Linked DNA regions of Homo sapiens: region 2 is linked to region 1. Evidence: chromatin loops called from intact Hi-C (ENCODE). Cell type or tissue: Caco-2. All regions are shown on one strand.

Region 1 (8,000 bases):
ATTCTTTTTTATGGCTGCATAGTATTCCATGGTGTATATGCACCACATTTTCTTCATCCAGTCCACCAATGATGGGCACCTGGGTTGATTCCATGTCTTTGCTACCATGAATTGTGCTGTCATAAACATGCAAGTACAGGTGTCTCTTCAGTAGAATGATTTATTTTCCTTTGGGTATATACCCAGTAATGGGACGGCTGGGTTGAATAGCAATTTCTATTTTTAGTTCTTTGAGAAATCTCCGAACTGCTTTCCACAGGGGCTAGCTGATCTAATTTATTTCTCACCAACAGTGTATAAGCATTCTTTTCTCCACAACCTTGCCAACATCTGTTATTTTCTGACTTTTTAATAGCCATTCTGACTAGTTTGAGATGGTATCTCATTGTGGTTTTGATTTGCATGTCTGATTAGTGATGCTGGACTTTTGTTTTGTTTAGTTTTTTTTTTTTTTTTTTTTTTTTTTTGAGACAGTCTTGCTCTGTTGCCCAGGCTGGAGTGCAGTGGCATGACCTCAGCTCACTGCAACCCTCACCTCCCAGGCTTGAGCAATTCTGCCTCAGCCTCCCAAGTAGCTGGGACTACAGGTGCACACTGCCATGCCCGGCTAATTTTTTGTATTTTAGTAGAGATGGGGTTTCCCTGTGTTGCCCAGGCTGGTCTCGAATTCCTGAGCTCAGGCAATCCGCCTGCCTTGGCCTCCCAAAGTGCTAGGATTACAGGCGTGAGCCACCGCACCCAGCCTGGACATTTTTTTTTTTATGTTTATTGGCTGCTTGTGTGTCGTCTTTTGAGAAGTGTCTGTTCATGAAATCCAGTAAGTAGACTGCAGCTTTCTGGGAAGAGAGCCTCTGAATTGAAGAAAAGTAGGACAGGTAGTTCTGAGCTTTCCAGAGAGAAGAACAGGAAGGGAGTGAGGATCAAATGACTCCTTGAACACCAGTGGATATTTTAAGGCTGCTTGATCGACTGACCTGAAATGAGCAAGCCAAGCCAAAAGCTGCTCATCAATGGGCTTCCCCGGACCCACAGAGAGAGGACCTGACGTACTACTCCTAGTTGTTCTCAGTGTGAATGGAGGATGAGAAAAATGTGCTTTTAAGTTTTTTGATAAAAGCTTCCTATTTAGGTGTCCTTTTCCCAAAAAGCAATGTACTAATGTTCATAAGCCAGGGTGACCTAAAAATGAAAGTTACAAATGAAGCCTTTGAGCTGGCCTTCTGGCTTAATACACCACCAGGAAATGCGGATCCTAATACTCAGCTCAATGAATGATGATGGCCTTAGTTTAATGTGCAGAATACTCAGATTTCCACACACCTCAAAAGCTGCAAGGCTAATACCCAAGTTTGAACAATCATAGTTTGACAGTCATTCTTTCCAGTGAAAATAATGGTCCATGGATAAAAACAGCTGGTTCAGCTCAATTCAAGTGCATAAGTGCTTTCCACAAGACAACCAGCAGATTTTGGTATGCAGTTCAAGTGTACGTGTACTCCCATTTCATCACATTCATCATCCAGAATATTACAGAGACATGTACTTCGAAGGTCAAGATTTAATACAATTAATAACTCTTACTGCTTCAAAGAGGTAATTCTCAAGTGAAACTGGTTCTGTTTTTTTGTTTTTTGTTTTTTGTTTTTAATGTGAGACAAGATCTCACTCTGTAACCCAAACTGGAGTGCAGTGGCAGTCCTGGCTCAATGCAGACTCAAAACTCCAGGCCCCAAGCGAACCTCCTGCCTTGACCTCCCATATCACTGGGATTACAGGCATGAGCCATTGGGCTTGGCCTGAAACTTTTTTTAAGTGCAAACATGTGGCAGCAAATAATATAATGACTATGGCTATTAATACAGTTTGGTGCTAGTTCATTGAGTCATGCTAAGGTGTTAGCAGTTTTACCCACTATTGCTTCTTCTCAGTGTAAATGTCAGTAGTTTTGGTATGAGAATTTGTGTTTGTATGACATTGAACAGAGCTTTGACTTTGCAATGATAAAAGCAGATCCCAGAAAAGGGGCTAAGTACCCTGAGATCAATGTGTCAGGAGATGCTATGGTATCACATAGAAAGAGGCTTGGGGCCAGGCACAGTGGCTCGTGCCTATAATCCCAGCACTTTGGGAGGCCAAGGGAGGCAGATCATCTGAGGTCAGGAGTTCAAGACTGGCTTGGCCAATATGGTGAAACCCCTTCTCTACTAAAAATTAGCTGGACGTGGTGACAGGTGCCTGTATTCCCAGCTACTCAGGAGGCTGAGGCAGAAGAATTGCTTGAACCTGGGAGGCGGAGGTTGCAGTGAACCGAGACTGCACCACTGTACTACAGCTTGGGCAACAGAGTGAGACACTGTCTCAAAAACAAAAAAAGAGGCTTGAGAGTGGGAAGGTCTGAGTGTAGTCAGTGTAGCTCAGCTGACTTACGTAAGTCTGAGGACCTTGCTGAGCCTATTTCTTCATTGAGAAAACTGGATAATGACCCATTTTCACAGGGTTGTTCTGAGAAACAGGATATTACTGTGAAAGTGTCTCGCATGTCCTCCAGCCCTATGTGGTGGTTTTTTCTTACAGACTGATGAAGAGAAGAGACAGGGACTACCTGTGGTGATGCCAGTGTTTGACCGGAATACCTGTAGCATCCCCAAGTCTCAGATCTCTTTCATTGACTACTTCATAACAGACATGTTTGATGCTTGGGATGGTAAGACAGTTACTGTTTTGTCACCCAAAGAAAATTGTTATACTTTACGAATATTATCTTTAGTGACACAGGGTGAGCCTAAAGGTAAACAAAATATATTTTTAAAAATGTGGCTGTCAGCTTTTTGTGGCCAAGTGGGGTGGGGTGCATTCTTTGCATCCCCAGCAGCTGGCACAGAAGCTTGTGTGCAGAAGACTTGATGGATTTTTGATAGCTGGATAAACGAGTCTCTGCCTCTTCAAAGGACACGCTGCCAAAGCTTACTGCAGTGTTTTTCTGTCGTTGGAGGAAAACTCTAGAAAGAATGCAAAATGTATTTAGTTTACTCTGAATCACAGGTTCTTCTGATAATGTCACTGATAAGCAGCTTTTCAAAAAGGACCTGTTTGCATTTCAGAAACTAGTGTTTAATGACTTGTCCTCATGCTTCGCCCAGGGTGTGCCTCCTCTAATTCTGATCCCAAACTTGTCCCAGACACCCCCAGGCTTATAAATGCTCCTGGGGTCTAAGTTCACCGGTTTCTTTTGATTCTTTTCTGTCTTTGCAGCCTTTGCACATCTGCCAGCCCTGATGCAACATTTGGCTGACAACTACAAACACTGGAAGACACTAGATGACCTAAAGTGCAAAAGTTTGAGGCTTCCATCTGACAGCTAAAGCCAAGCCACAGAGGGGGCCTCTTGACCGACAAAGGACACTGTGAATCACAGTAGCGTAAACGAGAGGCCTTCCTTTCTAATGACAATGACAGGTATTGGTGAAGGAGCTAATGTTTAATATTTGACCTTGAATCATTCAAGTCCCCAAATTTCATTCTTAGAAAGTTATGTTCCATGAAGAAAAATATATGTTCTTTTGAATACTTAATGACAGAACAAATACTTGGCAAACTCCTTTGCTCTGCTGTCATCCTGTGTACCCTTGTCAATCCATGGAGCTGGTTCACTGTAACTAGCAGGCCACAGGAAGCAAAGCCTTGGTGCCTGTGAGCTCATCTCCCAGGATGGTGACTAAGTAGCTTAGCTAGTGATCAGCTCATCCTTTACCATAAAAGTCATCATTGCTGTTTAGCTTGACTGTTTTCCTCAAGAACATCGATCTGAAGGATTCATAAGGAGCTTATCTGAACAGATTTATCTAAGAAAAAAAAAAAACGACATAAAATAAGTGAAACAACTAGGACCAAATTACAGATAAACTAGTTAGCTTCACAGCCTCTATGGCTACATGGTTCTTCTGGCCGATGGTATGACACCTAAGTTAGAACACAGCCTTGGCTGGTGGGTGCCCTCTCTAGACTGGTATCAGCAGCCTGTGTAACCCCTTTCCTGTAAAAGGGGTTCATCTTAACAAAGTCATCCATGATGAGGGAAAAAGTGGCATTTCATTTTTGGGGAATCCATGAGCTTCCTTTATTTCTGGCTCACAGAGGCAGCCACGAGGCACTACACCAAGTATTATATAAAAGCCATTAAATTTGAATGCCCTTGGACAAGCTTTTCTTAAAAAAAAAAAAAAAAAGTTTATATACATGTTTAAAATTTTTATTAAAATCCAAATTTTCTGGGTGTAAGCCCATGCAGTATGTTGTGCCATGCACCATCTATACGTAATATTTTGGGAGGGGATAGGGGAAGTTTCAAGGTTCAGATATTTTTAACCAGTCTATATTTGAAATCATGCCATTAGCTTTAACAATGTTAAAATTGTGTGGTGTAAATATATCAGAAAATAGGCATATGGGGAGGCAGTAAATACTATTTTAAGCTATTAATTGTATGCTAAAAGCTTCTAAAGCACAAGTGCATATTTTTATACTGCTCTTTTCACAACTCCCTGTGATCTACATAAAGTCAGACTCGAGATTTTCCTTTCTCTTTTACCAGCTGATCCTTCCTATGTATTATAAATATTAGACTCCGTAAACAAACTTCATTTTTCTTTCTCTGTACTTCATGCTGCATTTTTAAAAGGTATAAACAAACAGAGACTGAATTAATTGAATCAGTAATTACTTTTTTCCAATACAAATTGGAATGCAGAATACTTGGAACTTGTACATGGGGAAAAAATGACTTATCACTACATAATGTGCCAATGTTTTTTTCTATGTTTTGTACCAAAAATGGAAAAATATGACAATTCCATGCAAAGAAATGTATCTAAATTATTTTTGTTAGATGATAAGAGAACTTGCTTGGTCAGGACAGCAGCCAGCTTTGTATTGTAATGCTATATTATGTAAATGTGATGAAAATGTTTTTGTGAAGTACTTGTAACTAAATTCCTACAGCCATTTTTCACTCCCAACAGCTGTTTTTATTTTACCTCTTTGGCCTAAAGTTTTCATAATTTCAAATTTGGGGTTTAGTGTCCTTTATTTCATGAGTCACACACTTTGTTTTCAGAGCACATTAAAATCAGGATGCCAGAATCCCATATTAAGGACCTAGCTAACTTGCCTAGGCTTCAGAAGCTTGCTTGAGGCAAGGACAATCTTTTTCTGATCATCTCACTTTCAGTTCTATTTGGTAAGTAACATTTATCAGGTGTCAGACATCTTCTATATGAAATATTTACAGCTTACTCAGTTTTATGTCAAATTTCTTGTTAACTTCAAACTTTTTATTAGTAATGTGCAAATGTTTAAAAATGCTTTAAGACAGCTAGGTACTAAAGCGTCAACAATTTCTGCTCTTTACCAGTGTAATCTACGGTATAATCTTCTGGCCTGCGAACTAGTCTATTCTTCCACATAGTCAACTTGTTAGAAATACAGGCTTTCAGATGATATGTGTATCAGATAGTTTATATTATATAAACTATTATAACTGCCTCTTACACAGAGTTGTTTACTTAAATGTCATGTGCTGAGGAGGGCCGTATTAGGAAAATGCAACACTCTCTAATAATTTCCGTGACTAGTAAGAGAAGGAAGCCAGTTATAAAACACTGCTGGACCAGAATGACCCTATAATTTCCTAAGATCATTCTTTATTTCTAATTTAAGATTTTTAAATTTACTTGCCCTCCATGTCAGGACTGGTTAGCATTCTGGGCAAAAAAAAAACAAGCCTGTCAGTTCACTCAGAACCTACTCAGCTTTAGAGAGAGAAACAGAAGGGATGATCTTGTGCCCTTGCGCTATGTGAATATAGCCAGAGACTGAGGTAATAAATATATTTTAAAATAAAAATGACAAGGGATTTGTACACTGTAACACTATGTAGTGTTACTTCTGCTGTTGCAAGTATCTTAACTGTTGAAAGCTAAACTCAGGAAATGGAGAAAATGTACATAATATACATTGACCCATTATTTTATTCTAAATTGAAAGTCCAACTTTTAGCAGCAGTCTACCTGCAACTACTGAACACCATCAGGTTTGAGTCCCTACCAGAATCTCCCATCATACTGTTATCCCCCATCTCTGTGACCTTAGGGCATGCATGAAAACAAAAGCAATCTAGTCCCTAGGGTTGGAGACTGCCCTCTAGACAGTTTTTCATGGCAGAAAATTAGAATACAAGTATACCTCATTTTATTGCATTCTGCTTCATTGTGCTTCAAAGATACTGCCTTTTCTACAAATTGAGGGCTTGTGGCCACCCTGCATAGAGCAAGTCTATCGGGGCATTTTCCCAGCATGGGCTCACTTTGTGTAAGTGTCACATTTTGGTAACTCTTAGAGTATTTCAAATGTTTTTATTCTTGTATCTGTCATGGTGGTCTGTGATCAGTGATCTTTGTTACTACTGTAATTGTTTTAGGGTACTGCAAACCATGCCCGTATAAGACAGTGAACTTAATTGATAAATCTTGTGTATATTCTAACTGTTCCACCAACTAGCGGTTTCCAGTCTCTCCCTCTTCTTAGACCTCCCTATTCCCTGAGACACAACAATATCGAAATTAAGCCAATTAATAACCTACAGTAGCCTGTAAATGTGCAAGTAAAAGAGTCACATGTCTCTCACTTTAAATCAAAAGCTACAGATAATAAAGCTTAGTGAAGAAGGCATGTTGAAAGCCCAGGCAGGTGAAAGCCATGCCTCTTACACCAGTTAGCCAAGTTATGCAAAGGAAGAGTTCTTGAAAGTGTTAACTCCAGTGAACATGCAAACAAGAAAGTGAAACAGCCTTACTGCTGAGATGGAGAAAGTCTGAGTGGTCTATATAGATTAAACAAGCCACAACATTCCCTTAAGCCAAAGCCTAATTAATTCTTCAATTCTTTCTTCGAAGACTGAGAGGTGAGGATGCTACAGAAGAAAAGCTGGAAGCAAGCAGAGGTTGGTTCATGAAACTATCCCCATTAACGTCAGAGTGCAAGGGACAACAACAGCAGGAAGTTGTCCAGATGATCTAGCTAAGATCACTGAAGGCGACTACACTAAACAACTGAGTTTGTGAAGATGAAATGGTCTTCTATTAGAAGAGATGTCATCTAGGACTTCATAGCTGGGGAGAAGAAGTTCAATGCCAGCGAGTGTAGTTGGTGCCTTTAAGTTGAAGTCAGAGTTTATTTACCAGTCCAAAAATCTTAAGGCCCTTAAGAATTATGTTAAATCTACTCTGCCTATGCTCTAGAAGTGGAATAACAAAGCCTAGATGACAGCATATCTGTTTATAGCATGGTTTATTGAATATTTAAGCCTATGGTTGAGACCTGCTCAAATTTCTTTCCAAATATTACTGCCCATTACAATGTTACCTGGTCACCTAAGAGTTCTGATGGAGATGTACAAGGAGGTTCATGTTGTCTTCGTGCCAGCTACCACAACATCTATGCTGCAGTCCATGGGTCAAGGAGTCACTTTGACTTTTAAGTCTTATTTATTTAAGAAATACATTTAATAAGGCTGTAGCTGCCCTAACTAGTGATTCCTCTGAAGAGTCTGGGCAAAGTCAATTGAAAACCTTCTGGGAAGCATTTAGCATTCTAGATGCCACTAAGAACATTCTGATTCATGGGAGGCGGTCAAAATTCCAGCATTAAAAGGAGTCTGGAAGAAGTGGAGCCTGAAGATGTGAATGAATTGCTGTAATCTCATGATCAAACTTTAATAGATGAGAAGTTGCTTAAGAATGTGTATAGAAAGTGGTTTCTGGAGACAGTCATTTCCACAGTGAAGATGCTGTAAACATAGTTGAAATGACAACAAAGGATTTAGAATATTCTATAAACTTAGTTCATAAAGGAGCATCAGGATTTGAGATGACAGACTCTAAATTTTGAAAGAAGTTCTACTGTGGGTAAAATGCTATTAAATAGTATTACATGTTACAGAGATC
Region 2 (8,000 bases), 200 kb before region 1:
ATATACTTGCAGTTTGTTTGTTGAGGAACCTGGGTTGTTTGTCCTGTAGATTTTCCCCCAATCTAAAGTTTACTTATTGCATTCCCATGATGCATCTAACATGTTTCCCTGCCTTCTGTGTTTGCTAGAAACCGTAGTTTGATTTAGAGGTTTGATTGGATTATACTAAGTTTTGTAGGGTGGAGGTTGTCTCTTTTCTGTGATGCTAACAGAAAATCGGAGTATGCGAAGTTTTGTAGGATGTTTGGTTGTCTCTTTTCTGTGATGCTAACTCTTATTAACGATCATTGCTTATATCCATTAGTCATTAGAGGTTGTAAAATGGTGATATGCTATCATTTTGTCTTCATGTATTCATTGGAATGCCTCAAGAAACTTTTTTCAAGAGTTGACTCCCTAGCATTCTCCTAAGGTGACAGGAGTTCTTTGCCTGTTAATTTGCTTAGTATCATTATGAATCGTTATGGGTTTATGTGTATTTGATGTGTTGATGCATTGCAGTTATTAAACCTATTTGTGCTTAGACTGCCCAGTTTTGACTGAAGGGAGCTTATTCAAGTTGGTGAGGCACTTTTCTTGAAGAAACAGTTCTAGCTAAGTTGAGTGTGTCCTTATTCGAAACTCATTGTTTGTAGATGGGGACTCCACTGACCACCCTGGGGGTGGAGGCACATCCTGGTGTCCACCTAGCCCTCTCTAGTCATGCCAAGGCCCCAAACATCATGGAGCTTTTGAAAGGAGGCATTTCACAAGGCCCCCTTGCAGCTCCTTTGCTATAATTTTTGTGGCTGCAAAAGGGTAACCTGGTGTGAAGGAAAGGTGCTCACTGACTCCAGCTTGAATTCCAGCTCTGCCCTGTACAAACTTTGTGACTTTGGAGAAGCTGCATGATTTCTCCTTGCACGGTAGGGATAATGCATCTCTAAAAGGATTGGTACAACCTAGAGGTACAGTCCCTGTAAACCCGCTAGGTTCTCAAGTACGTGTGTGTGTATTTTCTGCCTTATACTAAGGCGCTACTCTAGGTTTGGAGTGATAAAAAAAATGAATATGATGGCCGGGCATGGTGGCTCATGCCTGTAAACCCAGCACTTTGGGAGGCTGAGGCGGGTGGATCACGAGGTCAGGAGTTCGAGACTATCCTGACCAACATGGTGAAACCCCATCTCTCCTAAAAATACAAAAATTAGCTGGGCGTGGTGGCTTGCACCTGTAATCCCAGTTACTCAGGAGGCTGAGACAGGAGGATTACTTGAATCTGGGAGGCAGCCTGGGTGACAGAGTGGAGACTCCATCTCAAAAAACAGAATATGACATAGTTCCACGTTTCGGGAGCTTCCATTGTTTGTGCCCTATATTGTCGTCTTCTGTGGGAAGGCAATGTGTTGACTGAGTGCCGGCTGGCTGGCAGGAGTTACGGATTGGGAATTGGGTTCTTCCAGGTGAGACACTCCTACTGGGAGAGCATGAAGAACTGTGAGCCTGAGGGGTAAGTCAGCTGAAGACTGTAAGGAAAAGCCAAGGAGCAGACAACTGTACGGCCACAGGCAGGGGCCAGAGGCAGAATTAAGGTCAGGCTTTCTAAGCCTGGAGCTCAAAGCTGCCAGACATAAATAGGATCCAAGAGAACTGATTAAGAAGGACTCTAAAGTCTGGTGGAGTTGATGGCTGAGAATACTCTTGGGTGTTATGGTTCAGAGACTGCCAGATAAGGCTTGCTTTGGGTTGAAGCTCTAAAGCAGCATTACCCAATAGAAATAAAATGTGACCCAGATGTAACCTGCACATGTAATTGTAAAATTTTTTATGAATCACATTTTTAAAAGTCAAAATAAGCAGGTAAATTAATTTTAGTACATGTTCACTTAACCAGTATATTAAAAATATTATTTTGACATGTACTCAATATAAAATTTGTTAATGAGATAGTTTACATTCTTTCTTTTTTTATTTTATTATTATTATACTTTAAGTTTTAGGGTACATGTGCACAATGTGCAGGTTAGTTACATACGTATACATGTGCCATGCTGGTGTGCTGCACCCATTAACTCGTCATTTAGCATTAGGTATATCTCCTAATGCTATCCCTCCCCCCTCCCCCCACCCATTCTTTCTTTTTTTTTGGAACTAAGTTCTTAAAGTCTGGAATGTATTTTACAATTACACTGCATCTCAGTAGGGACTACCCACATCTCAAGTGCATAATGACCACACAAGTAGCTACCATGTTGGAAAAACGGAGGAAGAAAGTGAAATTTACATCAAGGTTCTAAGTCAAGCATTTACAATTTGACATTGTAACTTGACAAGCATAGCACAGTAGTGGTGTTGGTTTTTTGTCTCTTAGTTTGTAGCTCCATTTTTGCTTCCCCATTTTCTCCTTTGTATTATATGAGGCTAGAAGTCTGCAAGCTGCATCTTCCACATTACTTTTCCAGATGGTTTCCTCTTAGATTCCACAGGTAGGAGATACTGGCAGGAAATTGGAATGTGAGAGAAAGGAACAGGCGATAGCAGTGGCCCCTGCTAAGTGGCAGTGGTGCTGCCTGAGTGGTGATGATGCCAGCCCCCTCCGCTGATCAGCATGAGTGTGGGCTGGCGGGTGTCAGCCCAGGGTGTTAACAGTTTATTGTCTCTGGATGTTACTGCTTTATCTTTTTAGTTTCTCCAGCTCTACCTCCATCTTCCCTTTGTTCATCCATACCTTCTAACACCTTTGTAAACAGTTCACTACAGCGGTATCTCTTCTTAATATATATAAAATGGTTCTTGCTTTTCTCACTGGACACTTGGGATCTGATGTCAGAGAACTATGCTGTACTGTGGTCTTGTATGTACCATCTGTTGGTTCTATGGCTTAGCTTCTTTAATTTTCAACTTCTTCTGTCTAAGGATAGAAAAATAAGGATAGTGAAAGTTCTGACCTCATAGAGTTACTGCAAGGATGATATAATCAATATATGTACCATTGCTAGCTTTGAATGTAACACCCAGTAAATATTGCTTATTATTGATAATAATATACAAGCCGATTTTTGAAGGCTCATAATTTAACATTTTTTATTATGGAAAAGTTCAAATGTATACAAATGTAGTGAGAATAGGATAGTGAAACCTCACGTGTACATCCCCCAGTTTCAACAGTAACAAATTAAGACTATTCTTTTATTTATACCTCCTACTTTCCCCCATACTTTGGGATTCTTTTAAAGCAAATCTAAAACATCCTCTTATTTCAGCTGTAACTATTTCAGTATGTAACTCTGAAAGAGAAGGACTGTTTAGAAAACACAACCACAATACTATTAGCAAATCCCTAAATTAAAATAATTTGTTAATATTATCAAATACAAGACAGTGTTGAAGTTTCCCTATCTCATAAACATTTTCATTTAAAGATTTTTTTAATCATCTTTCAAATAAGATCTAGCTATTGCAATCAATTGATATGTTTCTTAAGGATCTTGTCATCTGTGAGTTCCCTTTCCTCTCTTTCTTTTTCTCTTACAATTTGTTTGTTGAAGAAACTGGGTCATTTGTCCAGCAGAGTTTCCCACAGTCTGGACTTTGCTGATTACATTCCTGTGGTATCATTAACCACATTCTTCTGGCCTTGTATTCCCTGTATGTTGGTAGTTAGATCTAGAGGCTTGATAGGATTCAGGTTTATTTACTTTTTTTTTTGGGGAAGACTACTTTATAGGTAGTGTCATGGACCTCCATCAGGAGGCACATGATGTCTGGTTGTGTCTCTTGGAGACGTTAGCAGCCACTGATGATTGTTGCCTAGATCAATTAATTCCTTAGGGGTTGCAAAAGCCTACCATTCTTTCTACAGTGCTTCTGGAATGCATCTATAAAGATAAACTTCCCTCCATCCAATAGTTGGTTATCCTGAGGTACAGTTCATATGAGAAAGGCAGGGCAAATGCTTGATTCTACTCTTCCATTTGCCAGTTTTCAAAATAATGAGTTGATTTCCTAGCATCCTCCAAAGGTAACCAGTGATGATTTTTGAATTCCTATAAAATTATCAGTTTATAAATATTAGATGTGTCATAGTCCATTGCAGTTATTGTCCTTACTGATGCTCAGTTGTCCTGACTTTGTCTACTCAGAGTAGCCACGTTGGCTCCTGTGTCCTTTTCATAGTCTGCTAGTAATGTTTGACAGATTTCCTGCCTTTTTGGACTGACTAGATGTTCCAGGTTTGTTGCGTCCATTCCCTGTCTCTGATCTAGAATTAGTCTTTTCTCCCAGGAACCTAATTATTTTTATTGAAAAATGGTATTTAGAGGTATGATCTCGGGTGTTCATTGCTAATGGACTGGTCATTGCTTCTGGACTTTTTAAGTGGACATAGCCAGGAAATAGATACTTTTGAAAGATAAAAATGTACCGTGAGTGTATACTTATTCATCCAGTTTAAATTTAGGACTACAAGCCTTTTCTTCAACCTCGTCAGTCTTACGTTTCTATTTCCTCTTTCCCATGACATAAATCCTGGTTCTTAACATCATCATGATAATTCCTCATTTGTTAGATCCCACATGCGCGTGCACACACACACACACACACACACACACACACACCCCACGCACACATCTCAGAATACCAGTGATCAACACGACTTCATGATCAATATGAACACTGAAAACAGTTTGATTTTTTTCCAGTGATTTTTGATATTAGGGTCTGTCCCACTAGGGGTGAGCAGGCAAATTACTGTGTTTATAATTGTTTAAATCAGTTCTTTTTTATGTGGCTATTCTACTAACAATGGACCAGTTAGTGATTAGCACAATACAGTTAGGATTATTTATTTCATTTTCCTTTTGATTTGGTCTTCTTTAATGTTTAGTTTAGTGTTATAAGAATGTAAATTATTTATATGCATCAACGTAAAATATGGTATATTCAGAGACATTTAGATTTTATCTCTGTCTCTTACATTCTATGCCCTCTGCCTTATTGGTAATTACATTTTAAAATGTTATGCATTTCATACCATTGTTTAAAATACACATTAACATATGTTCTGCAGAACTCAACTTTTCTGCATTTTCCTTTTTTCACTTAACAGATATCCTGGAGATCATTCCATCGTAGTTCATAAAGATATTCCTCATTCCTACTCATAGCTGCATAGTATACCATCATGTGGCTGTACTTTGTTTTATTCAGCCAGTCCCCTATTGATGTTTTTTGGGGGGATTATTTCCAGTAATTTTTGCTATTGTAATGGTGATACAGGGAATGGCCCTATGCCTATATATTTTCATATCATACAGTCTAATTTTTTAGTACAATAGTGACATAATGTTTTCCAGAAAGAATATATTTATCTATCCAGAGCATTAACTTCTGCCTATCATACAAAGACTTTCCTTGGACTCTTTAGTTGTTTAGTAATTGTAAAATAGTAATATAGTTTTAGCTGAAGCTCAAGCTTAAGATCTCTAGATCTTAATCTCAGAGGATTTTCTTTGAGTAAAATGTACTTTTTTCTGCTTTCAACCCAGCTATAGTTTCATTTTCATGGAGGTGTGAGATCTCTGAGACAAATTGTTTAGAGGAGGTTTGTCTTGCATCTGTTGGACATTGTAATTCTCCTCCCTTATGATGGCAGCAAAGTGATTTGAGAAGAATAGTGGCTGCCTTTTCATCTTCACTTCTGCCTTTCCACTTACATTAAAGTCCTATGCGTTTACACTGGCATTAACCCAGTCAGCACCCACAAAATGCCACAGGGGGCTCTGTATCACTGATTGTTGTAAAGAACTTTCTTGAGCCTTCATTAGAGCTTAGAGCATAATTGTACCTTATTTTGGTATTAATCACCAAGACCTAAAATCAAGTTTTTTTCCACCTTAGAAATGGAATGCATAGATGTATATTCTTTTGTATGTTTCAGAAATTGGATTTTATCTTTGTGATAGAATCACATATCTGATCCATAATGATCCTGTAGTGCTTTCTTATGTTCAATATAATTTTTAAACTGACCTTGTTTTTTTCCTTATATAAATGTATCAACTTTATCAACTAGCAATGCTCAAGGAGTTTTCTTGGCTCACAAGTTGTACATGAATGGGTGAGATCATACCTCTAAATACCATTTTTCAATAAAAATAATTAGGTTCCTGGGAGAAAAGACTAATTCATGAAGTTTGGGTGGGGCAGGAGAAGAAAGACTGGCAGAAGCAAAGGCACCCATGAGAGAGAGAGAGCAAAGATGAATTAGATTCATAGCAAAATTTTGGAGGTACAGATGGGAAATGAAAGATGGAGAAAATGATATAAAGAGTGGAGGTGTGCCTGTGCATGTCCATAAGAGATAATCTTGGAGGTGGAGTATCTTAACTATGCTGTGAGCCACGCAGAATGGAAGACAGAGTTGGTTACCTGCCTCAGTTTAGGAAGGGGAAGCAAGGTTGGGGTCAAATATGCAGAAACTTTGGGGCAGACTGGTTCAGTTCAACAAACATATACTGAGGGCTTAACTGGGCATCAAGCACCTGCATTAGATTTAAGAATACAAAGTTGAGTAGGATGGTTGCTTCCCTAGGTGAGTTTATACTTAGTTGGAGGAGTTGAAAGGGATAACACACAAGCAGATATTTACTTCTTTATAACACATTACCATAGACTTAGGGGCTTAAGACACCCACATTTATTATTAGTTGCTCTGGGTCAGGAGTACAGGCACAGCTCATCTGGGTCCTGTACTTCAGGGTGTCTTACAAGGCTGCAATCAAGATGTTGGCTAGGGCAGGGTCTTATCTGAAAGCTTGACTGGAGAAAATCTTCCAAGCTTATCTACATGGTTGTTAGTAGGATTCACTTTTTAGATGGCTGTTAGGCTGAGAGCTTTAGCTCCTTGTTGACTGTTGGCTGGACACCACCCTCAGTTCCTTGCCACACCGTCCTGCCCCATATAGCAGCATATTTCATCAAAGCCAGCAAGAGAGACAGTCTCTTTTATCAGTAAGATGGTAGTCATATTATGGATGTGGAAGAGAGGATTACACAAGGGCATGAGTACGAATAGGTGGGAATCATTGGGGGCTGTGTTGGAACCTGCCTGTCCTACAAGTGTCTGCTACAGTTCTGTAATGCCTGAGAGAGGAAGTGTTCCATGGAAGCATGAAGGAAGAGCATGGAACCTACCTGGCAGGGAAGTGGCTTCTCCAATAATGCAGTGTCTGGATGTCTGAGTGTAACCCTGAAAGACAAATAGGGATTAACTTGGTGTGTAGCTGGGAGAGGAGGAAGGGAGAGATTCCAAGCAGAGAGACTAACATGAGCAAACATTGAGGGGGTAAAATACCTGAGGACCACCATCCAAGTAGTTTTCTGTGTAAACCATGTGTGGAAGACATATAGAAGGTATCAGAAATGGAGAAAATGAAAGATGAGGGTCAGATTTTGGAGTTCCTCGTTTGTCAGGCTGAAGAATGAAGACTTTATCAAGGTGATCACAGGGAGGATTTTAAACAGGGGAATGACACAGTCCAAGTTGTGGTTTCATTAGTATGGAAGATCAATTTTAGCAGCATTTATAATGATTTAGGTGATAGATGAAGAGGGTCTGGATTAAAGTAGTGCAATAGGAGGGCATACATTTTAATTTTACAATTAGGAAGTTATTTGATATTTGGGCAAGGCAGATGTGGGAGATAGAACGGTCTGGAATGATGTCCAGGTTTTGGCAGAACATTCTTGTTAGGAAGCAGGGGAAAGAGAAGTTGACAGAGGGAAAGGAAAGGATGGAAGGGAGAGGTCTGTAAGAGTTTATGTAAGTTTGTAAATTAAGTGGCTGATGATAGGAGAGCCCAACTCAAAATACTCTTTAAAGAGCTTATGTTCTCAATTTAATCAATGTAACTGTGTAAATTTTCTTTCTAGTTAAGCCATATGTTCCTCTGGTAGGAGAGAGAATCAAATACGGAATTCATTTTTCTTGCAAACAGTTGGATAAAAGAAAAATTAGTGTC

The links. Hi-C counts contacts between places; a loop is a spot of excess contacts. Peaks named below come from ENCODE experiments on the same cell type or tissue, not always from the same donor. Only the 100,000 strongest peaks of a DNase experiment are listed, where the experiment ranks them.
Region 2: it touches region 1 in a loop (5-fold over the local background); 7 of 110 quality-filtered maps call a loop at or near these places.

Annotation. Positions count from the first base shown.
Region 1 is chr5:77,423,193-77,431,192 of GRCh38, forward strand. PDE8B (phosphodiesterase 8B) reads left to right here. Exons shown (of 22, transcript NM_003719.5): 21 at 2,575-2,704; 22 at 3,253-5,064. The coding sequence ends at 3,362. WDR41 (WD repeat domain 41) reads right to left here. Exons shown (of 13, transcript NM_018268.4): 13 at 7,741-8,000. Among named protein-coding and RNA genes, the nearest start is that of WDR41, 65 kb to the right of the region's middle. In Caco-2, no CTCF peak of the experiment used is centred here; DNase peaks (open chromatin) are centred at 3,209 and 3,667.
Region 2 is chr5:77,221,287-77,229,286 of GRCh38, forward strand. The region is part of intron 1 of PDE8B (phosphodiesterase 8B); the gene reads left to right. Among named protein-coding and RNA genes, the nearest start is that of PDE8B, 15 kb to the left of the region's middle. In Caco-2, no CTCF peak of the experiment used is centred here; a DNase peak (open chromatin) is centred at 3,585.